Linked DNA regions of Mus musculus: region 2 is linked to region 1. Evidence: chromatin loops called from intact Hi-C (ENCODE). Cell type or tissue: heart. All regions are shown on one strand. Links, peaks and the distances in the headings refer to the core of each region. The heading gives the core; the rest is flanking DNA. Region 1 overlaps Fbn1 (fibrillin 1). Region 2 overlaps Fbn1 (fibrillin 1).

Region 1 (16,031 bases), core at 4,531-8,530:
GAAGCTCACTGACAGGAAGTGAGGGTCTGTCTCCCTAGTCACTGCCAACAGCTCATGGCTATTAGCAACTTCAAAATACAATGACCAACAAATTCCTCAAAACTCAAGGAGACTTTCTAAGAAGGAGGGGGAAAAAAACGACATCAAAAGAGACGCCTGCTCAGATCGGTCCTTTGCAACTCTAGGATTTTATTTTTTTTTTTTTTTTTTTTTTAATTCGGTATTTAGCTCATTTACATTTCCAATGCTATACCAAAAGTCCCCCTTACCCACCCACCCCCACTCCCCTACCCACCCACTCCCCCCCTTTGGCCCTGGCATTCCCCTGTACCGGGGCACACAAAGTCTGCGTGTCCAATGGGCCTCTCTTTCCAGTGATGGCCGACTAGGCCATCTTTTGATACATATGCAGCTAGAGTCAAGAGCTCAGGGGTACTGGTTAGTTCATAATGTTGTTCCACCTATAGGGTTGAAGATCCCTTTAGCTCCTTGGGTACTTTCTCTAGCTCCTCCATTGGGAGCCCTGTGATCCATCCATTAGCTGACTGTGAGCATCCACTTCTGTGTTTGCTAGGCCCCGGCATAGTCTCACAAGAGACAGCTACATCTGGGTCCTTTCAGTAAAATCTTGCTAGTGTATGCAATGGTGTCAGCATTTGGAAGCTGATTATGGGGTGGATCCCTGGATATGGCAGTCTCTACATGGTCCATCCTTTCATCTCAGCTCCATACTTTGTTTCTGTAACTCCTTCCATGGGTGTTTTGTTCCCACTTCTAAGGAGGGGCATAGTGTCCACACTTCAGTCTTCATTTTTCTTGAGTTTCATGTGTTTAGGAAATTGTATCTTATATCGTGGGTATCCTAGGTTTTGGGCTAGTATCCACTTATCAGTGAGTACATATTGTGTGAGTTCCTTTGTGATTGTGTTACCTCACTCAGGATGATGCTCTCCAGGTCCATCCATTTGGCTAGGAATTTCATAAATTCATTCTTTTTAATAGCTGAGTAGTACTCCATTGTGTAGATGTACCACATTTTCTGTATCCATTCCTCTGTTGAGGGGCATCTGGGTTCTTTCCAGTTTCTGGCTATTATAAATAAGGCTGCTATGAACATAGTGGAGCATGTGTCCTTCTTACCAGTTGGGGCTTCTTCTGGATATATGCCCAGGAGAGGTATTGCTGGATCCTCCGGTAGTACTATGTCCAATTTTCTGAGGAACCGCCAGACTGATTTCCAGAGTGGTTGTACAAGCCTGCAATCCCACCAACAATGGAGGAGTGTTCCTCTTTCTCCACATCCTCGCCAGCATCTGCTGTCACCTGAATTTTTGATCTTAGCCATTCTCACTGGTGTGAGGTGGAATCTCAGGGTTGTTTTGATTTGCATTTCCCTGATGATTAAGGATGTTGAACATTTTTTCAGGTGCTTCTCTGCCATTCGGTATTCCTCAGGTGAGAATTCTTTGTTCAGTTCTGAGCCCCATTTTTTAAGGGGGTTATTTGATTTTCTGAGGTCCACCTTCTTGAGTTCTTTATATATGTTGGATATTAGTCCCCTATCTGATTTAGGATAGGTAAAGATCCTTTCCCAGTCTGTTGGTGGTCTTTTTGTCTTATAGACAGTGTCTTTTGCCTTGCAGAAACTTTGGAGTTTCATTAGGTCCCATTTGTCAATTCTCGATCTTACAGCACAAGCCATTGCTGTTCTGTTCAGGAATTTTTCCCCTGTGCCCATATCTTCAAGGCTTTTCCCCACTTTCTCCTCTATAAGTTTCAGTGTCTCTGGTTTTATGTGAAGTTCCTTGATCCACTTAGATTTGACCTTAGTACAAGGAGATAAGTATGGATCGATTCGCATTCTTCTACATGATAACAACCAGTTGTGCCAGCACCAATTGTTGAAAATGCTGTCTTTCTTCCACTGGATGGTTTTGGCTCCCTTGTCGAAGATCAAGTGACCATAGGTGTGTGGGTTCATTTCTGGGTCTTCAATTCTATTCCATTGGTCCACTTGTCTGTCTCTATACCAGTACCATGCAGTTTTTATCACAATTGCTCTGTAGTAAAGCTTTAGGTCAGGCATGGTGATTCCACCAGAGGTTCTTTTATCCTTGAGAAGAGTTTTTGCTATCCTCGGTTTTTTGTTATTCCAGATGAATTTGCAAATTGTTCCTTCTAATTCGTTGAAGAATTGAGTTGGAATTTTAATGGGGATTGCATTGAATCTGTAGATTGCTTTTGGCAAGATAGCCATTTTTACAATGTTGGTCCTGCCAATCCATGAGCATGGGAGATCTTTCCATCTTCTGAGATCTTCTTTAATTTCTTTCTTCAGGGACTTGAAGTTTTTATCATACAGATCTTTCACTTCCTTCGTTAGAGTCACGCCGAGATATTTTATATTATTTGTGGCTATTGAGAAGGGTGTTGTTTCCCTAATTTCTTTCTCAGCCTGTTTATTCTTTGTGTAGAGAAAGGCCATTGACTTGTTTGAGTTAATTTTATATCCAGCTACTTCACCGAAGCTGTTTATCAGGTTTAGGAGTTCTCTGTTGGAATTTTTAGGGTCACTTATATATACTATCATATCATCTGCAAAAAGTGATATTTTGACTTCCTCTTTTCCAATTTGTATCCCCTTGATCTCCTTTTGTTGTCGAATTGCTCTGGCTAATACTTCAAGTACTATGTTGAAAAGGTAGGGAGAAAGTGGGCAGCCTTGTCTAGTCCCTGATTTTAGTGGGATTGCTTCCAGCTTCTCTCCATTTACTTTGATGTTGGCTACTGGTTTGCTGTAGATTGCTTTTATCATGTTTAGGTATTGGCCTTGAATTCCTGATCTTTCCAGAACTTTTATCATGAATGGGTGTTGGATCTTGTCAAATGCTTTTTCTGCATCTAACGAGATGATCATGTGGTTTTTGTCTTTGAGTTTGTTTATATAATGGATTACATTGATGGATTTTCGTATATTAAACCATCCCTGCATCCCTGGAATAAAACCTACTTGGTCAGGATGGATGATTGCTTTAATGTGTTCTTGGATTCGGTTAGCGAGAATTTTATTAAGAATTTTTGCATCGATGTTCATAAGAGAAATTGGTCTGAAGTTCTCTATCTTTGTTGGATCTTTCTGTGGTTTAGGTATCAGAGTAATAGTGGCTTCATAAAATGAGTTGGGTAGAATACCTTCTACTTCTATCTTGTGAAAAAGTTTGTGCAGAACTGGAGTTAGATCTTCTTTGAAGGTCTGATAGAACTCTGCACTAAACCCGTCTGGTCCTGGGCTCTTTTTGGCTGGGAGACTATTAATAACTGCTTCTATTTCTTTAGGGGATATGGGACTGTTTAGAAGGTCAACTTGATCCTGATTCAACTTTGGTACCTGGTATCTGTCCAGAAATTTGTCCATTTCGTCCAGGTTTTCCAGTTTTGTTGAGTATAGCCTTTTGTAGAAGGATCTGATGGTGTTTTGGATTTCTTCAGGATCTGTTGTTATGTCTCCCTTTTCATTTCTGATTTTGTTAATTAGGATTTTGTCCCTGTGTCCTTTAGTGAGTCTAGCTAAGGGTTTATCTATCTTGTTGATTTTCTCAAAGAACCAACTCCTCGTTTGGTTAATTCTTTGAATAGTTCTTCTTGTTTCCACTTGGTTGATTTCACCCCTGAGTTTGATTATTTCCTGCCGTCTACTCCTCTTGGGTGAATTTGCTTCCTTTTTTTCTAGAGCTTTTAGATGTGTTGTCAAGCTGCTAGTATGTGCTCTCTCCCGTTTTTTCTTGAAGGCACTCATAGCTATGAGTTTCCCTCTTAGAAATGCTTTCATTGTGTCCCAAAGGTTTGGGTACGTTGTGGCTTCATTTTCATTAAACTCTAAAAAGTCTTTAATTTCTTTCTTTATTCCTTCCTTGACCAAGGTATCATTGAGAAGAGTGTTGTTCAGTTTCCATGTGAATGTTGGCTTTCTGTTATTTATTTTGTTATTGAAGATCAGCCTTAGTGCATGGTGATCTGATAGGATACATGGGACAATTTCAATATTTTTGAATCTGTTGAGGCCTGATTTGTGACCTATTATGTGGTCAATTTTGGAGAAGGTACCATGAGGTGCTGAGAAGAAGGTATATCCTTTTGTTTTAGGATAAAATGTTCTGTAGATATCTGTCAGATCCATTTGTTTCATCACTTCTGTTAGTTTCAGTGTGTCCCTGTTTAGTTTCTGTTTCCATGATCTGTCCATTGGTGAAAGTGGTGTGTTGAAGTCTCCCACTATTATTGTGTGAGGCGCAATGTGTGCTTTGAGCTTTACTAAAGTTTCTTTAGTGAATGTGGCTGCTCTTGTATTTGGAGCATAGATATTCAGAATTGAGAGTTCCTCTTGGAGGATTTTACCTTTGATGAGAATGAAGTGTCCCTCCTTGTCTTTTTTGATGACTTTGGGTTGGAAGTCAATCTTATCAGATATTAGGATGGCTACTCCTGCTTGTTTCTTCATACCATTTGCTTGGAAAATTGTTTTCCAGCCTTTCATTCTGAGGTAGTGTCTATCTTTTTCTCTGAGATGAGTTTCCTGTAAGCAGCAAAATGTTGGGTCTTGTTTGTGTAGCCAGTTTGTTAGTCTATGTCTTTTTATTGGCGAGTTGAGACCATTGATGTTAAGAGATATTAAGGAAAAGTAATTGTTGCTTCCTGTTATTTTAGTTGTTAAAGGTGGCATTCTGTTCTTGTGGCTGTCTTCTTTTAGGTTTGTTGAGGGATTACCTTCTTGTTTTTTCTAGGGCGTTGTTCCCGTTCTTGTATTGGTTTTTTTCTGTTATTATCCTTTGAAGGGCTGGATTCGTGGAGAGATAATGCGTGAATTTGGTTTTGTCGTGGAATACTTTGGTTTCTCCCTCTATGATAATTGAGAGTTTGGCTGGGTATAGTAGCCTGGGCTGCAGTTTGTGTTCTCTTAGTGTCTGTATAACATCTGTCCAGGCTCTTCTGGCTTTCATAGTCTCTGGTGAAAAATCTGGTGTAATTCTGATAGGCTTGCCTTTATATGTTACTTGACCTTTTTCCCTTACTGCTTTTAGTATTCTATCTTTATTTAGTGCATTTGATGTTCTGATTATTATGTGTCGGGGGGAATTTCTTTTCTGGTCCAGTCTATTTGGAGTTCTGTAGGCTTCTTGTATGTTCATATGCATCTCATTCTTTAGATTTGGGAAGTTTTCTTCAATAATTTTGTTGAAGATGTTTGCTGGACCTTTGAGTTGAAAATCTTCATTCTCATCCACTCCTATTATCCGTACGTTTGGTCTTCTTATTGTGTCCTGGATTTCCTGGATATTTTGAGTTAGGATCTTTTTGCATTTTCCATTTTCTTTGATTGTTGTGCCGATGTTCTCTATGGAATCTTCTGCACCTGAGATTCTCTCTTCCATCTCTTGTATTCTGTTGCTGATGCTCAAATCTATGGTTCCAGATTTCTTTCCTAGGGTTTCTATCTCTAGTGTTGCCTCGCTTTGAGTTTTCTTTATTGTGTCTACTTCCCTTTTTAGGTCTAGTATGGTTTTGTTCATTTCCATCACCTGTTTGTATGTTTTTTCCTCTTTTTCTGTAAGGATTTCTACCTGTTTGATTGTGTTTTCCTGTTTTTCTTTAAGGACTTGTAACTCTTTAGCAGTGTTCTCCTGTATTTCTTTAAGTGATTTATTAAAGTCCTTCTTGATGTCCTCTACCATCATCATGAGATATGCTTTTAAATCTAGGTCTAGGTTCTCAGGTGTGTTGGGGTTCCCTGGACTGGGCGAAGTGGGTGTGCTGGGTTCTGGTGATGGTGAGTGGTCTTGGTTCCTGTTAGTAAGATTCCTCCGTTTACCTTTCGCCATCTGGTAATCTCTGGAGTTAGTAGTTATAGTTGACTCTGTTTAGAGATTGTTCTTCTGGTGATTCTGTTACCGTCTATCAGCAGACCTGGGAGACAGATTCTCTCCTCTGAGTTTCAGTGCTCAGAGCACTCTCTGCTGGCAAGCTCTCTTACAGGGAAGGTGCGCAGATATCTTGTATTTGGACCTCCTCCTGGCCGAAGAAGAAGGCCCAAAACAGGACCTTTCTCAGACACCGTGTTGCTTTGGCAGTTCCCAGGTGGTACAGACTCTCACCTAAGCAGACTAAATTCCTAAGTTCCTTGGAGTCCCGGGACCAAGATGGCGACCGCTGCTGCTGTGGCTTAGGCCGCCTCTCCAGCGGGGTGGGCACCTGTCCTCCGGTCCGGAAGGTGGCCGGCTGTCCCCGGCCCACACAGGGTGCTGCCTCAGCGCCTCTGTGCTTCTGCCTGTTCCAGAGGCTGTCAGGTTCTCTGGCGCACCCTCTCACCTGTTCAGACTAATTTCCTAAGTTCGGCGGGTCCCGGACCAAGATGGCGACCGCTGCTGCTGTGGCTTAGGTCGCCTCCCCAGCCGGGCGGGCACCTGTCCTCCGGTCCGGAAGGTGGCCGGCTGTCCCCGGCCCACACAGGGTGCTGCCTCAGCCCCTCTGTGCTTCTGCCTGTTCCAGAGGCTGTCAGGTTCTCTGGCGCACCCTCTCACCTGTTCAGACTAATTTCCTAAGTTCGGCGGGTCCCGGACCAAGATGGCGACCAACTCTAGGATTTTAAAACAGAGTCTTTTGGCTGCTCCCGGACATTTAGAGGGGCACATCCAAGGGCACGCAGAGGAGTCGTGTCTGGAAGCCAGGCACAATCAATCTAGTGCTGCCCACCGCACACACAGATGAGAGCAACTCGAATCCTGCTGTCCTGAATCCTAATCTTTAGAATGAACACAAGGAACTGAGCCAAACTACTACCTAGTTGCCTCAGAAAAAGCATATTTTGTGAGTTTTATGAAAATACTGCAGTTGTCTAAAAAAAGCACCGCAGCCATCTAAAGGAAGCAGAGATAGCCTGCGAGTTTTCAGGCCCATCAGTTTAGAGTGGAGTGGCCTCTGCTCACTTCCTCCTCTTTCCTGCCAGACATCCAGACAATGGAAGAATTTACACAGCTGGGGGAGCAGAGGCAAAGCCAAAACCAGAATTCTAGGGGAGGGCAGAAGAGTACTAAGACAACATCTGGGGGCATTTAAAACAGTGAAGTCAGTTCTAACTTATTTCTGACTTGTTAAAAACAAACAAACAAACAAACAAACAAGCCCTAATGTAGCATGTCAAATGTCCAGAGGAGCAATTTTCTTTAGGTCAGTTAAGTGCAACCTGGAGCTCAGGCCTCTAAGAGTTTCAGATGAAGAGAAAACAACAACCACTACCTTGTTCGCTGTGTTTCTACAAGGCAGCGCCGTTAGGTACAGCGTAGCCCCAACACAGTTGCTACGCCTGAGCCAGAGCACACGGAACCACTCCTGGGCCAGAGGGGCCCGCTGGCCAGACAGACTTAGCAAACCTTCCGGACTCCAAGAATCTGGCTACTGAGGTTTCAGCTGTACCCGGAGGCAGGGGATGGGAGTTCTCAGCAGCTGAGCTGTCCCCCTCCAGCAGGGACTAAGGCATTTTCAGCAGCCCGGGCGTGGCCCTCTATTGAACAGGACTGTTCCTTGTTAATACTGCGGCTTTACCTTGACAAGCTCCAGTGCGGATGTTGGGAATGAAGCCGCGGCGGCAGGGGTGAGGCTGGGCAGGACACATCTCACAGGGGTGGCCCCAGGCTCGGCCCACGGTGGCACAGCAAAGTGTTTTGGTGCAGACAATCCCGCTGAGCTGTCCCTGGCACATCTGGTTGCTTACCACAGTAAAACATGGGCCTGTTCTGTAATCTGAAAGTAAAGAATAAGAGATTCGTCAAATCTCAGAGGAGAAAGGGCCGGCAGCTGTGCCCCATCCTGCAGGTCCAAGTTCAGACAAGAACTTCCAGCAGCTCCCACATCCTTGGCTCTGTGTAAAGTCTGAATAGACCTTTCCACCCCTAACTTCCATTTTCCTCACCTACAAAGGAGGGGAAAACATTGGTTCCTGTCCATTCAAAGATGCCCTTGTTAGGATCAGATAAATTTAGGGAAATTCCTTATAAGCCTGAATGTTGAGGGAAACACAGCATCCTGGCATTACTATCCAATCAGTTGGTCTAGAAAACACCTAGGTATCTGTATTGCACCAGACTTTCATGTACCATTGTATTTCAGTGGCATGAAATTCATGTGTCAAAGGAACATATGAACTCCATGGTCATTGCTATTGTCCATAATTGCTAAGAATGGAAGCTACCCGTGTGTCTGTCAGCTAATGAATGAACTGTGGTAGGTATGTTCCACTAAGTATTAGTCAGTCATGAAAAAGATAGAATCCCACCATTTGAAATCAGCGGGGTTTTTGATTAACGATAAATTAATTAGGGAAGCACAGAGAGGCAAGTGCCACAGCCTGTCATTCCAAGGTGGGGTTTTAAACGTTACCAGGCAGAAGTTGCGAGTAGAAAGAACAGTGGTTCCTAAAAGCAAACAGGGCGAAGGAAGGGCTGGGGAGAGGTTATCGCTGAGTACCTGTTAGTCAGCACAATGGTTGACTGCAGATAGCACTAATGGAACGTGCGTTTCCAAAGCTAGAGAAGAGTACACTGAAAGTTCTGTCAAAGAAAAATGCTAAATGAAGCAGACATGTTTAGACTGATTTAATATTTGATTCATGTGTGTGCATCTGCATGTGTGTGTGTGTGTGCGTGCTCGCGCTTTTAAGGGGACACTCTCATGCCACGGCATGCATGTAGAGGTCAGAGTTGTGGGCATCTTCCACCATGCCCATCCCTGGTCAAACCTAGGCTTGGCGGCAGGTACCTTTGTGACTGAGACCCCACATCCCCGGTCTAAGCAGGCACACCACTTCACTGTGAGTACATATTGTACTCTACTGGCTTTTCATTTTTTAAATTAAAAAAAGATTTAAAATAATTTAAAAATAATTTTGCCTATAGTTGGATTTTAGGCAGACCATGATACTTTATATAATGTGCTGGATTGTTTCAAAGCTTGCCATCTTCAATCAATAGGTTCTAAGTTTTACAAGGGATTAAAAAGTAACAATTATCTACTGACTAAAATCTCAGCCTTCATTTTGTTCTCCCAAAAAAAAGAAGTCACTGAACTCTGGGGTTGAATGCCACAATATCACTCATATACAATAACTATGGAGACAAAATGGGAAATGGAAGTCATCTTTACAAACATGGCCCCATGAACATTTAATAAGTACTTATCTATTTTATTTATCATTTTAAACATTAGCATACAAATTAATGGGTTTCATAGCAGGATTTCCATACATTCATATTGTATTTCCCCTTTATTCCATTACCATTTTTGTTCTTATTCATATATAAGTAAATGAAATATACATATATGCATATATTTGAATATATGTATGTATATGTTGAAAAATCCACATTCTACATCTGAGAGAAAGTATGCAATAGTTGAGTCTACGTTATTTTGCTGTCATAAGATCTCCAGCTCCATTCATTTTCCTGAAAATGACATAATTTTGTTCTTATGGCTGAATGACACCTTACTGTTCATAGATATCACATTTGTCGATTCCTAAGCTGCTTCTATAACAGGCCATTTTGGTGCCCCAACAAGCAAGATGTGCAGGTGTCTCTCAGTGTGCTCACTTAGACCTTTGGGGATATGTGCCCAGGAGTGGCAGGGCTGGATGCTCTATGCTGAGTTTGACAAGGCAGCAGCACAACCATTTCCATAGTGACTGCATTCACTGACATTCCCGCCAGCAGTGAAAAAACATCCCTTCCCTCCCCATCCTCACCAGGTATTTGTGGCTTTCTGTTTCCTATTCTGACTGGGTTGAGACAGAATTTCAGCATTGTAGTTTAGAACTGCTTTTTGCTGGTGGCTAAAGAATATGTATTTCTTCACTTATATATACTATCATATCACCTGCAAAAAGTGATATTTTGACTTCATCTTTTTATCAATTGCATGACTTGGCATTTTTGACATTTAGTTCTTTTAATTCTTTATATATTATGGATATCAATTTCCTGCAGGCTGTCTCTTGACTCGACTAATTTTTCTTTTATTATTCAATATTTTATCATGTACTTTTATTCAAGATGAAGAAAGTACTTTAGACAATCAGGAAAAGGCAATGAGACATAAATAAATCTAACTGTATACAAACTATTATATATGATTACATTATACATAATCGACCATGTGTGTGTCACTTAAACCACAACATAATGATAACATGATTATAATCTTGTTTGCAAGATAGAATCTTGGTTTCTTTCAGCAAATGTTACCCAAAATATTCCCCCAAGTAATTAAATACTATTCCAAAATATGAGTTTTAGTGTTGCCTAGTTTTCATCAAGCTATGATGTAATTTATTCAATCATTTTTTTACTGTGTATCATCGAACTCACTTCCAATTCTTCATTATTATGCATATCATTCAATGTGTTCAGCTCATGCAACAACCATCAAGATTTGTCTCACTTTCAGTATCTTAAACCAAGGCCAGAGTCATACAATATTCCTATGCAATGGAACAAGGCAGAATATAGCCTCGTCTCTTTTCTGCTAATTTACTAAGGCAAGTACAAATGCTTTAGCATGCCATTCTCAATATTGTTTGAAAAGCATAAAGGAATGTGGATTTTAACCAATGAGTTTCCCTTTATCACTGCTTGGATCTGTGCTCATTTTAATAATATCCTATGGAGTATCATATGCATGAGTGGTGGAAGAATTCAGAGTAACATGAACATGGTGTTTGTGGGTAGAACCAGCAAACATCAGGAATATCACATGATGCCAAGAAAGGCCAATTCAACTATGCATAACACTGACTCTGGACCTGGGGTGTGAATGCCTGGCTAGAATCTCTTCACACACATACACACACACACACACACACACACACACACACACACACACACATCCAAAAACCCAGAAACTTCACAACTTTTCCAGGGTCAAAATGAAACATTGAAACCCATGGAGCAGAGAGGACACTTGTTAATTTCCACAATACCCATTAGGCAACTATAGAACACAGGGACTTATCTTCAGTATTATAGTGGATACTTGGCAAATAGCTCGAGTGCACAGAATAGAATCTATAGACTTCACACACGTCTACACTAGAAACTGACAGCCACAGATGAAGTAATTTTGGAATCAACTTAGAAGTTGTTTGCTTGACAGCGCCTGTTGGCAAGCGTACTTGAGATCCATACTTTCTGGGAAAATGGATGACTACAGAGAAGGTAGCGTAATCTGGGGGAAATGCAATTGCAAATAGAAATCTCTTGAAAGGCAAATGATGTATTAGCAGGGCTTTAAAATGTCATTCTGATTTGGCAGCTTGTGGTTTTTAGTAAGTTCTGTTTAGTAAGTTTAGCTTAGCTGTGTTCTTTAGTAAGTTTTAAAAGTTAACCCTGTTCCTACTCAATATTCCAACCACAGAAGAACTTTACCTACACTCCCAATTCTTTACCAACAATCTAATTATGTATAACTCTTTCCATGGCTCCTATGTGATACTAAGCTAAATTTACAACTCTTTTAATATTTCTTCACATATAGGCCAGTGGTAGGAAGAGACTGTCTCACGGACGCTGTTGGATTCAACAGAAGTTATTATTCGTAATGAAGTAGAGCATGGTATTAGAAAGATTTTCTATTTGCAAATCTCTCTAAAACTACTTCCTTATAAGAGCTTCAACAACTAGGGCACCTGGCCAACTCTTCCAAAGTTGGGTTTGCTTTGTTTTTTTTTTTTTTAAGTTAAAATGCAAGATTCGTTTGTATCAACTGGTTTCCCTCACTTCTGGGACATCTTGCCTCTCTGCGGTCCTTTGTGAGTGGGTAACACAAGGGCTGCTTGACCGTTAGTTTGCCCTCTAAGATTGAGAGGCTTTTGTTCTGTTGCTTTAATTTTGTCCCACTAGAAAGAAGGTCCAGAGGTTAAAAGCACGTACCGCTCTTGCAGAGGACCTAAGTTCACTTCCCAGCACCCAAGTCACATGCTCAAATAATCTGCAACGCCAGCTCCAGGGGCATCTGATACCTTGGGTCTCAGCAGATGCCTGCACTCGTGGGCATATACCCCCCACCCACACACATACACAAACCTACACTTAAAAATAATTTTAAACTGTATTAGATTTATTGAAGAAGGGGGATATGGTGTGTGTGTGTCACCATGCACACAAGTAGAGGTAGGGGACATATTATGGGAACTGTTTCTCTTCAACTACCATGTGGTTCCTAGAGACTGAACTCAGCTCATCAGACTTGGTGACAAGCACCTTTTCCTATGAAGCCACCTCATCTAGGCTGAAGTTCAGGCCATACAGCTGTGGTCCTGGATGCTGAGCTCACTCCCACATCTGCAGCTCAGACCGCTTGGACTGTAGAGTTGGTTCTCTTGCCTTCATAACCAGACTTCACCCTGACACAGACTCATCACTTACAGGCAGAGTGCTCCTGCGGTCAGTAAATTCTTGTCGCTCTTGCCCAGCCACTGAACCGCAAGCTGCAGAGATTCAGAGGGATGTAATTTTGGGTACTAGACTCCAATTATTTAAAACCCTTCCTTTCATACAATTACATATAGAAGATTAAGATATCAATTTATTCATGTCAGAGAAAGTCAGACCAGTCATGTTCTTCCCAAGAAAGCTGACCAATAGAATTTTAATTCATCCTCAGAGGGAGGAGTTCAGAAAGCTTCGAAAGGAAACCAAAAGGGGGAATTCTCAGGACTGTAAGCAGAAGCAGCCTTGTGGCTGCTTTTGCTATGTCTTGTTCCTGTCACTTACCCTGGGCTTCTGTGAAATACTGGTGACTAGAGCCCTGCCCCTATCCCAACCAGCCTCGCCATGGACTCATTCTACAGGTGTGTCATGCAATATTCTATCATTCAACAGATGTTCAGTAGTAGATCAATATTAAAACGAAACATTCTTCTGCGAGCCTTTTGGATCTCTCTGACCAACAAGTCCTAAGGAAGTATCCCATATTTGGCACTGGAATTGTTCTTGGTTGACCACTAGAACTTAATGGTAAGATCTTATTGCTGAAGACACCACACAGCTTGCTTAGAAGACAGAGGGAAATCAGGCTGAAACTGAACTAGAAACGTCCTCACTAATGGCTGTGGCTGCCTTACTATGATGTTACACACAAGGCTACCAGGGGTGAGGGGGAATCACCAACAATCTTGCCCAGGTGTGCACGCCCCCGCTCTGACACTAACCTGCCAGGTAAGATGTGTTCACTGGTGCAATAGCTGCTTGACTGTGGTGGTGACAACCAAGTGCTTTCTGATTGGATCTGAGGCCCACTCCACAGGAGGGATCTCATGCCTAGAGCTATGGACCAGGTCAAAGGAGGTCACAGGCCTAAGGGGATGAATCTGCTGCTTTCCTTTTCAAAACCATCATGTTGTCAAACTGTCCTCTAAACATTTCTGTTTATATCCTTAGGAAACCTTGATCAGAGAGGCTGCTTTTCTGCAGCAATGACTGCAGAGGTCCACAGCTGGTCAAGGTGCTGAGAACAAATGAGTGTTCTCGGTTCCAAGAATATCTGTGTCACCCCTTCAAGGCTCAGAAACATCTGGAAAGAGGGTCTGGAAAGAATGTAAGGGCCAGATGATAGAGGGGAGGATTGTGAAACACCATTGTCTGGGAAGGATGTGGCCAGTGCAATCTTGTTCTCACGGCAACTGCAATTGCTTGCTCTGGGCCTGCAGAGGACTAGGCCTATCACTAGGGGAGGGTTTCATGGAACCTAGCCGCTCTCTGAGAAACCACGCACACTGACAGTTCCTGAGGGAGTAGAATCATTGTCTTCAGTGGTGAAGCCACTGGCAAGTTCACCATGCTCCAGTGGTTGGCTCAACACCACACCCTCATGACCAGCCCACATAACAAAATTTTAAAAAAAGGACATAAAAAAATGAAAGAAAGACTTTTAAGAGAGGGGTTGACAGTGTTGAGAGAGAGATAATCGAGGGTGGACAGATGATGCAAGCAGAATGCACTACACGCATGTATAGGACTGTCAAAAATACATTTAACTTAAAACAGGATTTCTGGAGATGGTTGCCTCACAAGGGGAATTTACTGAAAGCCACCAAATGGCCTGTCTAAAATAGTCACAGTGATAAGTTTTATTTTATGTGCATATTAGAATAAGAAAAACAATTGTACTGTATACACAAAAGCATCTTTTAATCTCAGTGCTTAGTTCTAAGGAGTCAACCTAAGAATCGGGGGCTTAGTTCTTCATTCAACAACCTTTAAGGAGTAGCTATGCTGTATCAATGAGGAGTGCAGCAAAATCCCTGCACACATGGAGTTTACAATCTACTATAGGAGATGGTCAATAAATAAATAAATAAATTAATTAATTAAAATAATGTCAGAGCCAGTAAGACTGGTAAAAAAAAAAGACTTATTGTGTATACCTAGTGACCAGAGTTCAACTCCTGGAGCACACATAAAGGTGGAGGAAAATCAACTCCATGAGCTTGTCCCTCAACTTCCTCATGCGTACCACGGCACACGCACCCCTCCACACACATACACGTACATATTATATGTGCACGTACATGTGCACATACAAAACAACAGTGAACAAAATAAATCTAAACATTAAACATTAAATAAAACTTCATATATGAAGTTGTGATTTAGTCTACAAATAACTCCTACAGGCATGGCAAGATGATGGAAGAAGACTGAGACAAAATGACAAAGGAACAGGTTGGTGGTTGACAACAAGATGGACACAGTGTAGCACAGGCATCCCGGGCACTGGCAACAAGGAGAGTGGCGGTCTGAGCTGGGAGGTTGCCTGGCTTCACACGTGATAAGAGGCTGTTTGCCAAGGACACATGCTAAGGAGACACTGTGCTGGCACCTTGGTAGGGACTGAATTTCACAGGAGGCCCCAGGCCACAGTCAGGAGTTTAGACTTATCTCTAAGTTAGCAGAAAGTCACCATCAGGCATTCCTTTAAAGGAGGGCTACCGAGTGGGCTCCCCTGGGGAGACAGGAGGCTTTTCAAGGTGCCTATTAAAGGACTTGGGGTAGAAGTCTGCAGTAGCTTGGCCACTGACATGTAAGAAGGAGGGAAGGCTATGGATGGCAGATGGTCTTGGTGAGCGGGACCAGCAAGGCTGCACGTGGATTGGAAGTGAAGGATGAGAGAAACCAAAGTCAGAGACCCCGGCCTTCCAGCTCATTTATTAAAATGGAGGAACTGGGACGCTGGGCTCTGCTAAACGCAAGTATTAAAAGTTGTGCACTTTTGCAACAAAGGAGCTATTGTAGGACAGGTGATTATAGCTGAGAAGGCCGGGCCCAAGTGAAAGGACGAAGTATGTAAATCCTAAATACAACCTTCTTAAATCCTAGCTTGACCCATATACTTTAATTTACTTTTCATCTTTTCCTTTTTTGTAAATAAGCATTTGCTCATATCATAGATAAATGTTTGAGTGGTTGAGGCATTCTTAAAATGCATTTGGCCATTTCTCACCGAAACCTGAGTATTAAGTATAGACCAACGTTATGTGATGGGATCCTGGCGTGGGGGGGGGGGATGGAATCCTGGAGGGGGGGAGGGGGGGTGGCTGCTTCCTGAGCAATTCCACTGCCGCTTTCAGCATGACAGGCACGGGAATCCAAGACCACTAGTGTGTGAGCGGCCAGCCTGGTGCTCATTCCATGGTAAATGGATACATAACACATTCCCATGATGTCATCAATCCTGAGAGGTCTCATAGAAAACGGGAAGCAAGGATGAATGTTCAGCCATTGCCAACTGTATCTGAGAAATGTCTCACATCAATCCGGACTTTCTGTAATATCGAGCCAGACCAACGGCTGTGAGATCGTTTACATATACCAGTTGGCAAGTAATAGTTCTTGAGCTGGCCTTTTACCAAATATGCACTTGCTTGTGGAGTTTATAAATCTCTCTCTCTCTCTCTCTGTCTCTCTCTGTGTGTCTCTTTGTCTCTC
Region 2 (16,031 bases), core at 4,151-8,150, 59 kb after region 1:
TTAGTAATTTGGTAATCTCATGCATTCAGGCCATTTCTCCATCTTTGGCAAACATCACATTTTTGAAATAGTAACGGGTAAATATCAACAGCTCGAAATCCCTTAGGTGCTCCACATCAGCACCTCCCACCATGGGAAGCAATTATTCTTTGCAGACAACCTTGGACCACTTTGTTTGAAGAAGAATGTTTATTTTATTCATTGTTTCTCCAAAACAAATTAAACTCAGCAACAATGTCTAAAGTGTTCCCTTCACATGCCACCAAGCCATACATCAACAATTTTAATCGGTAGCATCTTCACCGAGCTAACAGTAAGGCCACAGAAGGCTACTATCTATTACAAATTGTCCTTCATTGTTAGGGTGCCACTGGATATGTCTTAGCTCCAGGTCAGTAATATATGTGCACAGGTTATAAAGGGAAAACACTTAAACACAGACTCCAAAAGATGTCAATATACAGCACAATGGCCTCACTCATTACACTCAGAGTGGGCCAAAGAACAGAAATACTGTGTCGTTTATCCAACAATCATAGCAACTGCCCTAGAGTTGCTTATCAAAATGTACCTTTGGTATATTAGAAAACAACTGAATTTATGTCAACATTGAAAAATAAACAACTTCTCACATACTGCAGTGCTCTTTGTTTCAGCTCCATGGTTTGAGTGACATGTGTCAATCACAATCATAATTAGCTTTGCTTTCCATCTTAGAATAAGATCTTTATACAATTTGGGAGAAGAGTGATCATTGCAATTTTGAAAAGTTCTGAGGAATTTTCTTTTATATATATATGCAAGATTCCTCCATATAGCCCTAGCCGTCCTAGAACTTGTTATGTAGACCAAGCTAGCCATCATCTCACAGAGATCAGCCTACCTCTGTCTCTCTGCTTCCCAAGTGCTGGGATTAAAAGCATGTGCTATATCATCCCCAGCTCTGGAGAATTTCCAATTTCAGCTTTATATAACACAAACCTTTTAAGCTTCACTAAATAACAAATGGTAGGGCTAGGGAGATGCTTCAGTGGGTACGAGCACTTGCTATAGAAGTCAGAGTCACTGAGTTCAAGTCTTCAGAAGCCATATAACAGATTGGTGTGATGGTGGAGTGGATCCCCGTGACCCCAGCATTTCGTGGAAGGGACAGGTAGATTCTGGGAACTCACTGGCCAGCCAGGCTGGCCAAAACAGAAAGCTTTGTGCTCAGGGAGAGATCCTAACACCAATACGCAAGGTGGAGAAGGAGAAATAGGGGAAATTGTCCCTTTGTATCTTGGTGCGCAGTCTGCTTATGTGTAAATTCATAATCCTCTTCTGGACTCTACATGTAGAACATGGGTGTGCATACATGTGCATATACAATATATAACATGCAGAGAAACAGATAAATTACTTTAAAGACCAGTTTTAAAACAACACTAAAATAAAAATTTTAACTAGAAATGATGAGAAAATGACTATGAATGTAGAGACAAAATGATAAATGAAGCTGGCATCTATTAAGAACATTATGCATCCCCAAATAAGTCAATATCGTATTAGCTAGGCAAAGCAGGCAAAATTTTTCTTTTAACTGATAGGAACATGGAGCAGTAAATTTGAAACTGAAAAATCCAGATTCAAATGAAAGTTTATTGATACTCATTTGGCCTTAAGGCTATTCCTGGACATCTCTGAGCTGTGGCTTTTTGTAGGCAAGGGCAAGAACAGATGTCCACACTTCCTGGGCTACACACTGAGTACACAGTGCTGAGCCCAGCTACTTAGCAGACCCCTGCACTTAACCGTGGACTCCGTGTTTGTCATTCCAGCTGCTGCCAGGGTCAGTGGCTCTTCTAGTGTGTTTTTTCATCCTACACATTTCCCTTTCTATGTGTGTTCTTGTGGGAATGCATTTCTCGAACCTACAGGATCATGTGAAGTTCATGATTTCACCTGTATGGGAAATTGTCCTCTTTGTATGTTGGTGCCCACCCTTCTTCTGTGTAAGCTAACTATGAAACACTGCATCCACTGCCAAGACCTGCGCAGCATGCAAACCCAGAGCCTGGGTATCCTTGGCATCCTGGAGACCTCTTCAGTCACATTTCAGAAGCCTGGCCAGCCAACTTCAGGAAGTAGCTGCACACACTCGATGACAATATAAACCAGTAACAGATTAGTCACCAGAATGCCTTTATACAAATCACTTAGAAAACACTTTACCTCTTTCACACTGGGGTCCAGTAAAGCCGTACGTGCAAGCACACCGATTTGGGGCCACACACCTCCCTCCGTTGAGACAGCCACTTTCACAGACAGCTGCAAGATAAGGAGAGAAAGTCTCAGGATGCTGCACTTGGACCCTTCCACTCAGAAAGGGCAGCAAACACAATGGGAATGATCTCCCCTCAGTGTTGCTTTGGGCAGACACCCCACAGTTGCAGATCACCATAGGATGCTCCCTGAACAGCCGACTCTGTACCTGGGTCATGCTTACGGTCTCATCTCAGTGTGTGCAGCCCCTGAGAAATGCTTTCAGTTCTCCATCTAAGGTGCATGTTTCAAACTCGCCTCACCAGATACAAACTTCATGTGAGTGAGTGGACTCTTGCTTAGGACTGATGTGTAATTTTGAGAGGGCGTCCCTAAGGAGCAGCAATGTTCATGCTGATAGCACCATTAACTGCAAGTGACCAAATGTTAAGTCTGGGATTCTGTTGAGGTTCACTGTGTGAAGCTGGGTCTCTGTCCTTCCTCGCCTATCTAAGGCATTCTCTGGTTGGCTTTAATAAAAATCTGATGGCCAATCGGCTGGGCAGGAAGTGGAAGACAGGACTTCCTGGGAGAGAAAGGAACTCTGGGAAGAAGAAAAGAGAAAGGTCTTTCATCAGGAGATATAAGGGAAGACCAGTGTGACTCCTGACCTGGAAGTCTGGATAAGGCTAGATGATCAGATTAACTTAGATGAGCTAGTTGAGAGTCTGCCCAGAAAAGACCTAAGCTTTGAAATATTAAAAGGTCTCTGTGTGGTTACTTGGGGAATTAGCTGGTCAAGGAATAATTGCCACCATATTAATTTCCAGCTGGGCTGCTGTGACTCTCTCCTCTTTCCAAGTTGGGCTGCCCAAAACTCAATATTCTTGTCACATAGTAGTGTGGAGATAATCACTGGGCATAATATAGGTGCTGATTTATTTACAGTAGCATTTTCCATCATATACATACAATGGTAAAATTCAAAAGAACATGGACAATAACATTTTATTAAGTATGCATATGTATAGTAGAATTTAACACAACTGTGAAATAATAATTGACAAGAAAACACAAATAATAAAATATTAACTATAAAAGCTCTATCTTGGGCCTAGAAAGAGTATTCAGATTATAGAACTATAGGTAGTTTTGTTTTACTAATAATGAATTTTCCAAGATTTTCTATAGTGTGAATAGTTCATCCTACGGTAATGAAGAAGCTCATAAGATGAACAGCTATTCTAAGCAGTGTGCGGGGACCAGCAGAGTGCAGACACAATCAATGGTGCTTGTGAGTGAACAAGCAAACTAGACATCCAGTCAGCATGAGTGTAGCAGAGTCCGTCATGGGGAGCTGGAGATATGCAGACACAATTAGTCAATACAAGGAAAAAATTTGGAAAGAGAGATGAGATTTGTTTTGAAATACTTCCTGAAAATTCAGGTAGAGACAGTCAGCAAATCAAGAGGCAAATGTGTGGAACTTAGGCTGAAATTTCTTTCTGAAGGGATGAAAATGCTCTAAAACTGGTTTATGGTGATACTTGCCCCATCTGGTAGATGAGCTAACATTATGAAGCCCTACAGTGGGAAAGGATGGGGTATGTAGTTTATTAATTAAATAACTGTCAAATATTTTTTTAAAAGAAGTATTTCATACCTATAAGTCTAAGGTGTGAGGCAAGGCAGGTGGTAAAGGCAAACAAAAAGAATGTAAACCAAGCAAGTTACTATCAACCCCGGGATGGAAGACTGCCACTAAATGTTGGGGTGATCTGTCCATCTGCAAGGGTCCCGAGACATCTGCGAAAATGTGGCGCCCTGAGTTATCAAAGAAAATTCCCAGCACCTGTCTCATAATTCCACAGGTCTGCGTGTGACCAGCATCTACCACACGGTATACTTACGCTGTCCACAGTGAGTGCCGATGTACCCTTTCTGGCACAGACAGTGGTCATCGCTGCAGCTGCCCCCATTCATACAGCGGATGCTGCAGTGTTGGACTAGGGATAAAAAGAGAGGAAAGGCTTAGTGTGGCAGTTTGTGTGTGCAGGTGGCAACATTTCACCTGACATGACTTGTGGCTATTTGACAAAAATAAAATAATTCATCGAGATTCATATATCATGCAGATAGCAGAAGGGTCCTAATTATCGAGGCTCATTATGTTATGTATAAAACCACTTACAGTGCAATGTGGGTTTTTTCCTTGGCACTTGCTTTAATGGGACTAAATGACTTCCTTAATTTAGCAGAATTTATATTCCAGTGTCATCTCTGTAATTTATACCAATAAGAAAGGAGAGTCTGAGTGATGGCCCCAGGACAAGGTTGAGGTAGCAATGATTCCCATGAAAAGATTCAGAGTTCAAAGTATCTGGCCAGGGAAAAGGTTGGAGTAATACTTTCCACCCATTTTTCTTCCATTTTGATGGCAGGCTAAAAGGACATACTAGAAGCGTTACAATAGCAACGATGTTTGATGGACAGAGAGTTGAACTTAGAAAGCGCTGCTCATTTAAACTGTAACGTTAAATGAAAGACCATCAGTATTTCAAATCCATTCTGTGTCACATTCTCACCTAGAGAAGTGTGCATTTCTAAATCCTAGACTATGGGTGGATACCATCAGACCTGAGACAGACAGTGATATGCTAATGCAGTGACACACTAAAAGTGGAGTCTTAGAAATATCTGGTAGACCCTCCTATGAGAGATGTCCATAGTCACAGAACATGCTCTCTCCTCTAGCATGTAAGCTATCTTGTGCTGGTAGCATTTTCAAAAGGTCCAGCTGATCCCTAGTTGCTAGAAGCAGTAACTACCCTACCTAGAGGAGACTAAAGGCTTGGCTAAGGGAATCATGAGTCCTGTTGACACTTCTCAATATGAGGCCATAGTTGGAAGCTGGAGTTTTGGCTTTTTTTCTGGTGTGTCCTATGTGTGGGAGTCAATTCCCAGTGGAAATGGCTCAGCAGGGAACAGAGGTCTGTCCCGACTATGCAGAAGCAGGAGTCAATGGGCTCTGAGCACTCTTAAGCTGTCTTCATGGAATGCGCAAGCCAGAGTACTCTTCCCCTTAGAGTACAAGAGAGTCCTCCCCACAGCCAACCTCATCTGTGAGAGGTCCTCGCAGCAGTGCTAAGAAATGACTACTTGGCTATGTGAGGAAAGGACATTTGTCTAAAGAGCTACAAATATTCAGAGGTCAACCTAGCCCGACAGCCGAAAAATGAAAAATTGAACTCCTATTCTTACTGCAGCCTCTCAGACACAAAGAGTTGAAAGTGATCTGCCTTTTCAAGAATCTTGCTCTCTTCCTGGAATGTCATAAAAGGCTCCATTTCTCCTGAGCTAGAAGATCCCTGCACCTCAGCACTCAAAGCCTCTCCAGTAGGGCCCTAAACAACCCATCAGAGCTCCCAGAACAGTCTCCTGACCTGGAAACAGATCATTCGGTCCCCTGACAAATAAATCTGAATGCCTACTATGAGTCATTAAAAATGCAAGGTATTCTGAGGTGGTCCCTTTGTGGAACCCCTCCTAACCTCTCCTGTTTCTTTGTCCCTAGCTCTCGGGGACCAAACTAAAGCTCTCATCAAATCCCACCAGTCTCCATCAGCCTTTAAATGCCTCTCTGTTTCTTTGCTCCTCTCTGACTTCTGCTCTGCCCTCCCTCCCAAGCCAGACGGGAGATGATGAAACCCTGCACATCTGGTTTGATGAGCAGACTGGAAGAGTAACCCAGGTTAAGAAGCTGCCCCGTGTGTCCCAGGTGCCTATATAGCTCTAAGAGGATAATGATTCAAACATTTTAACCTTTTTCCCTCCATCTACAAGCGCTAATAGCTCCCCCTGCTACAGACATCAAGCAAACCATGCAGACAAACGGTTACTTTAGGCTCCATTAAAGCCTCTAAGCCAAATGCTTTTTAACTCTAAAACAATCTACAAGTATAGAAAGGAAAAAATACGCTTAAGGCTTTGGATACTATTCTAAGTGGGTCAGGAAATGGTGTACAATTGCTTTAAAACTCAGTGCTATGCTTAGTTCCATGCTATCTTAGAAAAACAGCAAGGACTGGGAAAGGGCAGGAAATGACGTCATCCTTCGAGCAAACTCAGTGCACAAACTGATTTCAATTAAAGTGGCTCATGCCAAGGCCCGATTTCCATTCCCACACGAGCAACAAAGCCGCTTAGCTACTCTGCAATTTCAAACAAAAAAAGGAAAGAGTGACCAGTGGCTTGCACAGTGGCTTCCCAGTTACTTGTTCAAATTGAAAGTCAGGGCAAAATCTCCTTTCCAGGAAGAACAACTCTGTGTACACTGAAACGTGACAGATCAAAAGCCTCCCTTGATACAGCTTTCATTTCCTTAAACCCCCTCTTTCCAGTTGAAACTTCTCCAGGTTAAAAATATTCTTTCTCCTTTATAAAAAACAAAACCACCCTGTGAGACTTGGAAGGCCAAAAGTCATTGTGAGCCCAGTGGTCACGCTGCCCAGTGGGCCTTGGGGTTATCAGCAGAATGGAGGCCTCCATCACTGCTTTCATAGATGGGTCCTAGAGCTTAAGGAAAAAGTGTTCCTTTAAAAGTGGGAGCAAGCCTGGTATGTGGTTTGTCTGTACAAACACTCAGCACTGGGTAGACTGAGGCTGGCGTGTGGAAGTGTTGGCATACATTCAAGGCTAGCCTGGGCTACAGAGTAAATTCCCATAATCTACAGACTGAGACTTCATCTCAAAAGTTATTTTAGAAGGTGGGTGCAAACCTAGTATCTCTGACAAGGCTTTGCCTTTGCCGCCTAATCTGGAAATTGTTTAGAGGGACCAGACTATGAGTTCTACTCACACTCATAGGATGCAGTATCCATCAATGGATGTGCTAAAAAACCCATGTCAAGACACATGCCTAAACTCAACCCGTATTGAGATTTTACCAGAAACAGAATACTAAGAGAGTCTAAGCAGTCATTGTGCAAGTTGAAGCTGACCTGTGCAGTCAGACCCCTAATGAAAAAGTCCCATTAAAGATGGCCAGAGAACCTCTGATCATTTCACACCAGGATCCACAACCTAGAAGTAACAGACACGGCCCACATTTACCTGCAGCCACAAAAGGTCCCAAATAAGTATTGTATTCATTTCAGAATCGGTCCCTTCAATCACTCAACAAGCACCCACTGAAAATCTTCCATTGAGAAGGTCGCAGGAAGAGCTCAAAGCCTGTCTTTAGAAAGTGCGGTACAAACTCATTAAAATGACTAACTAGAAAGGAATGGCATGCATGCAGCACAGGAAGGGAAAGATGCAGGGCCAACATTTGGATCTCAACATCTCAACCATCACCCTCTAGGCAGGCTCAGCCCCCAGAGAGAGCATTAGGAAATTTTCAAATAAGCAACTGAATGTGTGCTTTAATTTCAGCACTGGGAAAAGCCCAAACAGAAAAATGAAATAGGCAGACCAAACTCTAGCCTCTACACCTGAGACAACAATCCACTGAGGTGGCCTGAGTCACTGCAAGACACAGACAGTTTTCATTTGGACCGATAATTCCCTTAGGTGCATAAACATCTGTGGGTGTCTACAGACTCACACAGCTTAAAACAAGGCCAGAGCACCTCCAAAACATAAAAGTCACCTGAGCTGTTCAGAAAAGTTTAGGTGAAGTATCATCTGCCATAAGTTTCCGTAAAGTCTGTGTAGAGAGAAAACTAATTCAACAAGTGTAAAGGATGAGTCTGGACAGCCTTTGGGTGCTCCTCCCTGTCAGTGTAAACACTACAGATCCCTAAAATGTGTTTTCTAGAGCCAAGCCTTTCAGAGAAGCTATGGTACAAGTATCTCTTCCTCTGCGCCCTCTCACAATCCTGGCACATGGTTGTACCACACTCTTAACCTTCCTTGGTCTTCCTACGGTCTCAGATCTATGCTGGAAGTAGAAGTGTCCCTAGACACAACTGGAATCGAATTAAACAGAAAACGACAAAGCTTGAAAAGGGCGGGTTCCCGTGAGATAGGAGTGCTCCTCCATTTGATATGCAGATTTAATATAATTCCTATCAAAATATGCTAAGGCTGTGAAGGAATAGGTGTGGTCAGCCCGAGCTTGTTATGGACAGGTGAAGGATTACCGAAAGGATTCGGAAAGAAAGACCAAAGCAAGAGTATGGATTTATTTTATCACATGTGTGACAGTGGAGAAGGGACAGATCAATGGCATAGCAGAGAGCTCAGACTCACAAAAGCACACCCAAGAGACTGTTGACAAACCACAAAAGTAAATCTTGTCAGTCAGATTCCTATCTCTATGTCAACCACTTGACTAATCGACCTGCAGAGAGACAGGGGTCATGCTGGCTCATACCTTTGGAGACTCCATTTTACAGTTTCAGCCCCATTGTCTTGTGCCTACAAGGAGCACACACTGGCAGGAGTGTGTGGCAGGGTAAGATGACTCACCTCGGGGAAAGGCCACAAAGGACAATTCCTTCCAGGACATCCAACAACCTGAGGAACCTTCCCTGGGGAACACTCATCGCTCCCACCATCTCCTCAACCTTTATGAGACAAACCATGGCAAAACTAAATGCTTAAAGACAGAATTTTGGTTTCTTCTGAAGCAACTGGACACCCATAGGTAACAGCTGACCCTAACCCCAACCTCATTCTTAACACAAAATGTATCTCCATGGAAACCACAGATGTTGATGTAAAACTATAAACAGTTAGAGACAAGTTAGAGAGGAATCTCTGTGATCAAAGACTATGCAACACATTCTGGGGCTGGATGCCAGAAGCATGAATGAGCAGAGGAAGGGCTGATAAGCTACAGTGCACTGGCTTTAAAATCCTGCTTGGTGGAAGAGCCTACTGATTCGGAAAAAGCAAACCATGGAGAAAGGCTTGCTCGGAAATGTCTGCAGATCACAGGTCAGACAGAGCTAGGATAATAGGGTAAGTAGCTGTCCACTGCAGGTGCCACCATTCCCGTGCTTAGGATTCAGGACTGAACAGAGATGGAGAAAGTGAGGAGTGCAATGGCATGCATGCATTGCATTCATGCTTTCTACTCTTCACTGTACATGGGATGTGACTTCCTGCTTCAAGATCCTGCCACGCTGACCTACCTTCAGTGATGAACTCTAGCCTGAGACTGTGAGCGAGATAATTCCTTTCTCTGGGGTATTTTTATTACAGCAGTGGGGAAATAACTGAGACAGTCCCTTCCAAGGAGGACCAGGAGACTGTTTACTCTGCTGTCATGTGGAAATATACAGAGAGCGACAGCTATGAATATGTACCCTTATATGAAAACTTCCAGGGCCCTGATTACAACTCCCAGTTTCTAAAACCATAAAATAAAGTTCCATGATATTTAGTTATGGCAGCCTGAAACATTTTTCTTTTTTAAGATAATTTTTTAAATTGTACTTATGTGTATGGGCATGGGTGCCTAAGGAGCCCAGAAGGTTTCAAATTACCTGGAGCTGGACTTACTGACAGCTGTGAGGCACCTGGCAAGAGCATCAGGGAAAAGAACCTGGGTCCTGCTGCGGAGCAGCCAGAGTCCCAACCACTAAGCCAGCCCTCTAAATCACCTTTCTTTCTTCCTTCCTTCCCTTTCTTCCTCTCTCTGTCCCTCCCTCCCTCCCTCTCTTCCCTCCTCCCTCCCTTCCTCCCTTCCTTCCTTCCTTTTTAAAAAATTTTATGAGTATTATGCCTGTATCACAGAAGCCAAAAGATGGTGCCAGAGCCCATGGATCAAGAATTACAGGTGGTTGTGAGTTACTGTTATAGATGCTGAAAACTGAACTTGGGTCCTCTGCAAGAAGAACAAATGTTCTTAACTGCTATACCATCTCTCCAGCCCCCTGAAACAGTTCTTTATCCTAGTATTGCAAGCTAATATGAATTTGCAAATGTATGTGTACATACATATTTAAGGAGGGTTGTAAACTCATTTAATAAACATGGTAGGACTTTATAAGAAGTAGGATTGCTCAGGATCCAACCCTGGACTCAGAAACTTAAATAGGGTCCTAACCAGAACTGGAATTAAAATCCAGAAGGAAAACAAACAAAGAAAAACCCCAGCTCTCGTTTTGTCTAATATTTCTTCAACTTGTGAGCCTAAGTGGCCAGTGGCCAGAGTCCTGCTAGGTCTAAGGGAAGCTGAATCCTTCTGGTCCCATGAGAATCGCCGGCTGGGGATTAAAACTTGTGGAGAGATGTCTTCCCGTTTAGGATTCATGGGCCATTCAAGTCAAACACCACCTGCAAGAACAGCTTCCTTCCAGCCTTTCCTCCATCAGACCAGAACAATAAGAGGTCAGAGATCCACAACCCTTCATCCCCCATCACATAATAATTAGAGTTTCTTTTTCCATAGGACGGAGTAGTAAAAATGATGGAAATCAGACCTGCCCAACCTGAAGCCTGCAGGCTGCAAGTGCCCCAGGGTTGCTGTAGATGACAGTGTTCTGTCACAAGACCAAAAGGTTAGATACCCTGGGAACTGGGCCCTTTTAGAAGAACAGGTATTTGAATGACAATATCTCATTGATGGATGTTATCCCATTAGCATTAGCAGGAGAGTTATCAAATGATCCATATGCACAGACAACTTTTACAGGATGACCACGCCTCTCTAACACAACACAACTAATCCATAAACATCATTTCCAAAAACCAGAAAGGGATTTTGGCTATCTTCAGCTACACTTAATTTTTTTAAATATTGCCAACTTTAATTTTTTTTCATGCTCTTAAGACAATGTTAATTCTAAGAGAGTTCAAGCCAATAATTTTTAAGACTCCATATACCTCAAAGATCTTGAGGAAGTAGTAGTCTTTCTACACACTATTCTGATCTACACTTGGCTCTGGGGCTTTGCCCAAAGTCCAGGCACCCAGACAGATCCAAACTTTCTAGGAAGCACCACCCATAACACCCAGACTCAAATCTCTAGCTTACATCTGGCCTAGGGCCTTACTGATATACTTCTTCCAACCTCATGACTAGCTTGAAGCATACCAGGACCATCTCTAGCCTTGTTAAAATCCTGTCCACATCCCATGGTTTTTCCTCACAGACATCTTCAGCACTCACATTGTCACTGGATTAACTTTCTATCTGGACACTCAGCTGTGACTTTCTTCCCTTAAGGTGACCATTAGATAAGAGAGGCCAGTCTAAGAGGATGGTTTTATCCCCGTTTTGATAACTTTGCTCTTTCCCATACTGAGGCTGTCTCTCCTCAGTGGCAGTCTGGGGTCTTTGGGGTACACATAGAGATGCCCTGCATGTTCCTGAAATGGCCAGTTGACTTGGTTGTCTCTTTCTGTTCCTCCAGTTTGGGTGCCTTTGATGGGTAGAGTCAGCTCACGCACACACACACACACACACACACACACACACACACACACGTAAAACCAGGCTAAAATCAAGTACGAGTATGCCATGCTCAGTGTGTGGAGTTAAGATTCCTAGGTCACGGGGGAATTTTTATCCTGATCTACAACCAGCTTTATTTAGTATTAGGCCAGCTCTACTTGGGTTCCACAGAAGCAGACTCTGAGACAATTTCAGCAAAGGTAGTTTGCTTGGGAGTGATTCCAGGAAGCGAACTATGGGCTGAGGCTGGGTTCTGGTCAGGAATTTTAGGAAGTAGTGCAGAACAAATCTCAGAGCTATCCAAACTCTAGCCCAGAAGCCCCAGAGCTGCTCCATCTGTCACCAATGGAAAGTTGCTTCTGTGTCCACTGAGCTGGCCACACCCCTCACTTCCTCTACTCTGGATCATCCCTGGACAGAAAAATGTTGACCAAGCTTTCAAGCCGACTTCATGTGCTCCCCTATGAACGCCAAGGGACATGAGTGGACACTAAGAAGATCTGCTGTACCAGACAATTCACTGGAGCCAGCCACTGGGCTCATAACAGCCACAACTCAATGTGAGGCCTCTCAGCAGACAGGGAATCTTGACACACTGCAGTCTCTCCTGGCACCAGACAAAAAAAGAACACACTTGCACCACACCAGTGACTCTGAAAATCCCATCCAACATAGAATAGCAGTAAGGGTGTGCACTTTCTCCTCCAGAAACTAGAAGGGAAATAGGAATACACATTTGTTTTGCCTTGGCAACAGTTGAAATTTTGAGGACTGTTTATACACACATGAACTTTAACTTTTTAAACAACTAAGAAAGGACTAGCCTCCCGGTCCCCACATGTCCCCCTTTTCAATACTTTGGATACCACACTTAAAGATAAAAGAAACAGTAAAACCAGAAGGGTGGCTCTCTAGCATGAACTGTGGATGTTTGTGTGGCCAGACAGAATAAACAGCATGCTTATATCATGTCTGTATGTCTGTATGTCCATATGTCACTGAGTCTCGTGGTTTCCTTGTAGAAAGGCAAATGTCTTGAGTTTCAAATAAGTTTGTCATTGAATCAGTTTTATTTTTCGGTAGCACAAAAAAAGGGGGGGATTCATTTTCTGGAACCAAAAAACCGTTCATTCTATGACCATTTCTGTGAACACTTTTCTCCAGTGCTTCTATTAAAGATACAGAGATGAACGGGGGCTGTGTGACATTGAAGGTGATAATCTTTATGCTCTTCCTAGTAACTATACCCCATAGGCAATTTTCATATAAAGAGTAAAGAAGTGGGAGGCTAGATCCAGGAATGCCTGTCCAAGAATTCCAGGCAAAGTGAAAAAGGCAGATGTTCTAGTCAGAGGGAAATGTATTGCAGGCAAAGAAAAAAACCTAACAGCAAATTTAGGGGAAAATAGGGCATAACCACATAAAATAATATTGTCTATAATGACATGTTAGACTCACTGGATCTGGAGCCACAGGAAGGAGATATCTGACCAGACGGGCAAGTGCACATATTTGGCCTCGAGCAGAATCCATCCCCACAGGAATGCCGGCAAATGGCTGCAAATCAAATCAGAAGTCTGTCAGCATAGAGTTCCTCAGCACACAACTAGGCATAGGGTCCAAGGCTCAGATGAGGGCCCAGGGCCCACTGCCCCTCCTGTATTCATGTACAAAGCAAGTCTACCAGAGTAAAGAAACTAGTTTGAAATCAGTAACTCCCTTATTGATATTGGTATTTCTTTCCCTTTCTCTTATTCAACAGAACCCATTCGCTCAGTGTCCCTGGACAGGCTATGAAGAGAAAACCAAATAAATAAAAATCTCATGAGAACTCTGTTCTTATATTAATTTATAATTTAATAATGGAAATCTTATAACCGTATTCTTGGCATATGATTTTATTATAAACATTTAATTGTCGGTCCGCTCCAAATTATACTGGCAGCCTGAGGGGAGAATCCGGAATCCACCACTGTGAATTGATTCTACAAGTCAAGGAGACACTCACACTACCAGTGTCACCCAGAGCCAAGTGTTCTGCTAGTGTCCTCTAGAGCAAATTAAATGGCAGACAAGCTGTAGTTCTCAGCAAACTAAGACTCGCTCACTACTTGTTAGACTCTGTGGTCCTTTACCCAAACTCCTTGAGAGCCTGTAAGAGGCAAACATGATGAAAAGGGCTAAAATAATAAACAGGGTAAATACACAACTGAAACATGGTAAATGGTTTCATAGATATGACAAACTGTTCCCAGATGAGAGATCATAGAATCACAGCAACATTTATTTTGATGCCTAGTGAAAATTTTCCAGAGAATTCCAAAGAACTAGGAGGAAAGGACTCTACTGCCAAGCTCCTTTACAAAACCCTGAATCCCACCATCCCTACCCCACTAGTAAATTTTTTTCTTTATTCTTGGTGTGTGGACATGCATGTGATTAAACAAGATCTCTCTGTATAGTCCTGGCTGGCATGGACAGACGAGGCTATCCTCAAACTCACAGAGATCCAACCTTCTCTGCCTCCCAAGTGCTAGGATTAAAGTGCATAACACCTTGCCTGGGTTTTTATAGAGACATGGTCTCACTAAGTAGCCCAAGCTGACCTCAAGCTCTTGATCCTCCTGCCTCAGCTCCTGGAGTTCTGAGATGGTGGTGTGTACTGACATAGCCAGTCGTGACTTTGACCATTAAAATAAGTCACTGCCTTTGCTCTTTGTCCAAGAGTTAGACCTGCCCTTTCCCTCAAGTTTAATGTAGGTGGTTTGAGGAGGCCCAGGCACATTACAGCCAAACAGGGAGAAATTAAAACGAGGAAGTGAGCAATGAGAAGCCCTTGTTCAAAATCCCATTAGCATGATTACAGTCGTCTATGCAGCCAGGAGCAGCACGTGCAAACAGCACACAACTGTAATCAAAGAGTCCCCATGGCTCCATTCTGTAGATTTAGAAATGTTCTAAAGGAAATCCCTGATTAAAGAAGGGCAGTGCTTTGGAAAGTTATTGTGTTCCCCAAATGGGATTCAGAAAAAATAGGAAACTCTTATCTCCAGAAGGCTGAGCTGTAAACACATTCATAGTATTCAGTAGCAAGTATGCAACGAAAGCCACGATAGCATTTGAGTGAGTGACAGGTTATCCATTTACTTACGAACAATACACTGATTTCCACCAGGTAAGGTTTTCCATCCAGGACAACAGTATGCATTATAACGTGATCCACAGACATTGGGTCTGAAACAAAACACAGAATTCCATACTTTGAAAAATAAGAAATAAGCAAATATGAGAGAGAGAGAGAGAGAGAGAGAGAGAGAGAGAGAGAGAGAGAGAGAGAGAACCCTCTAAGTGATCAAGCAAACCCCAGCAGACAGAGAACACTAAAATATAGAAGCCTGATCAAGTTGGGTAGTTTAGGACATTTGGAACATTGAACATATTGGCATGGTAGGAACCCCTTAACACCAACATGTACACAGTACACCAGGAAATGAAAACTGGGAGATGCCAAAAAGATACCTGCCATTTCAAATGCTCGGGTGCCAAAATCCATGGAGCGATGTGTACAGGTCTAAATTAAGCCAACTTCTTACCAACCCAGATCAGAAAGGTCACATTGAAATCTGTTACAAAGTTTTCAATGTCTACTCTCAGAAATGACGTTTTCCCCCTCTCTGGCCCAGATCACCTCCCAACTATTACCACATTCTTCCTTCACAAAAATTACAGGAATTCAAACTCTACCATCAGTCTGAAAAAAAATAAGGGCCAAACATGTAAATATTTCTTTAGCAAAAGCTTGGAAACAGTCAATACCAGAAATCCCTAGAAAAATAAAAGCAGTGTCACTTTGGCGTTACTGTTTACAGACAACTTGTCACATGTCTTGGGGTAAAGACTCCGTTCAGAATCCAGAAAGTGGGTCTTTAAGAGTTCCTGGGGAGAGCTGGGTGAAGGTGTGGCTATACCTGTATCTGAAAGGCAAGGCGGAACACCAACAGAAAAGCACTCAGCTCTTCAGCGTGCGTGTCCTGAAGCCTAAACATTGATGCTAGTTGCCAACAAGAGCTAATCAGAAGGTTTGTGTTCTGAGTGCTCACATCTAAACTCCTGACCCGAGGCTCAGAGAACATCACGAGAGAGGGGGGTGGAAAGAATGTGAGAGCCAGAAAATGGGGAGCAGAGCTGTGAACTGCTGTCTTCTGGACATAGCATGGCTGTTACACTCATGAGCACACTGCAGCTATGGTTACCCACACAAGATCAAGCCAGCCAAAATTCCAGAATGGATGGGGGAGGGATGGTGAGACTATCCATCCCTAGCTCCGGAACTTTGGGCAGTTGATGACTGAGGAGGAGGAAGTCCCAGCCCCTCACCCATGCC

What was found. A loop is a pair of places that touch in the nucleus more often than their neighbours do. Peaks named below come from ENCODE experiments on the same cell type or tissue, not always from the same donor. Only the 100,000 strongest peaks of a DNase experiment are listed, where the experiment ranks them.
Region 2: it touches region 1 in a loop (2.5-fold over the local background); 3 of 42 quality-filtered maps call a loop at or near these places.

What each region holds. Positions count from the first base shown.
Region 1 is chr2:125,405,010-125,421,040 of GRCm38, forward strand. Fbn1 (fibrillin 1) reads right to left here. Exons shown (of 66, transcript NM_007993.2): 7 at 7,597-7,794. Among named protein-coding and RNA genes, the nearest start is that of Fbn1, 93 kb to the right of the region's middle. In heart, for the core only: no CTCF peak of the experiment used is centred there; DNase peaks (open chromatin) are centred at 7,002 and 7,602; H3K27ac peaks cover 511 bases.
Region 2 is chr2:125,464,392-125,480,422 of GRCm38, forward strand. Fbn1 (fibrillin 1) reads right to left here. Exons shown (of 66, transcript NM_007993.2): 3 at 14,799-14,881; 4 at 13,106-13,204; 5 at 4,152-4,247; 6 at 2,212-2,307. Among named protein-coding and RNA genes, the nearest start is that of Fbn1, 34 kb to the right of the region's middle. In heart, for the core only: no CTCF peak of the experiment used is centred there; DNase peaks (open chromatin) are centred at 5,226, 6,410 and 6,740; H3K27ac peaks cover 1,809 bases.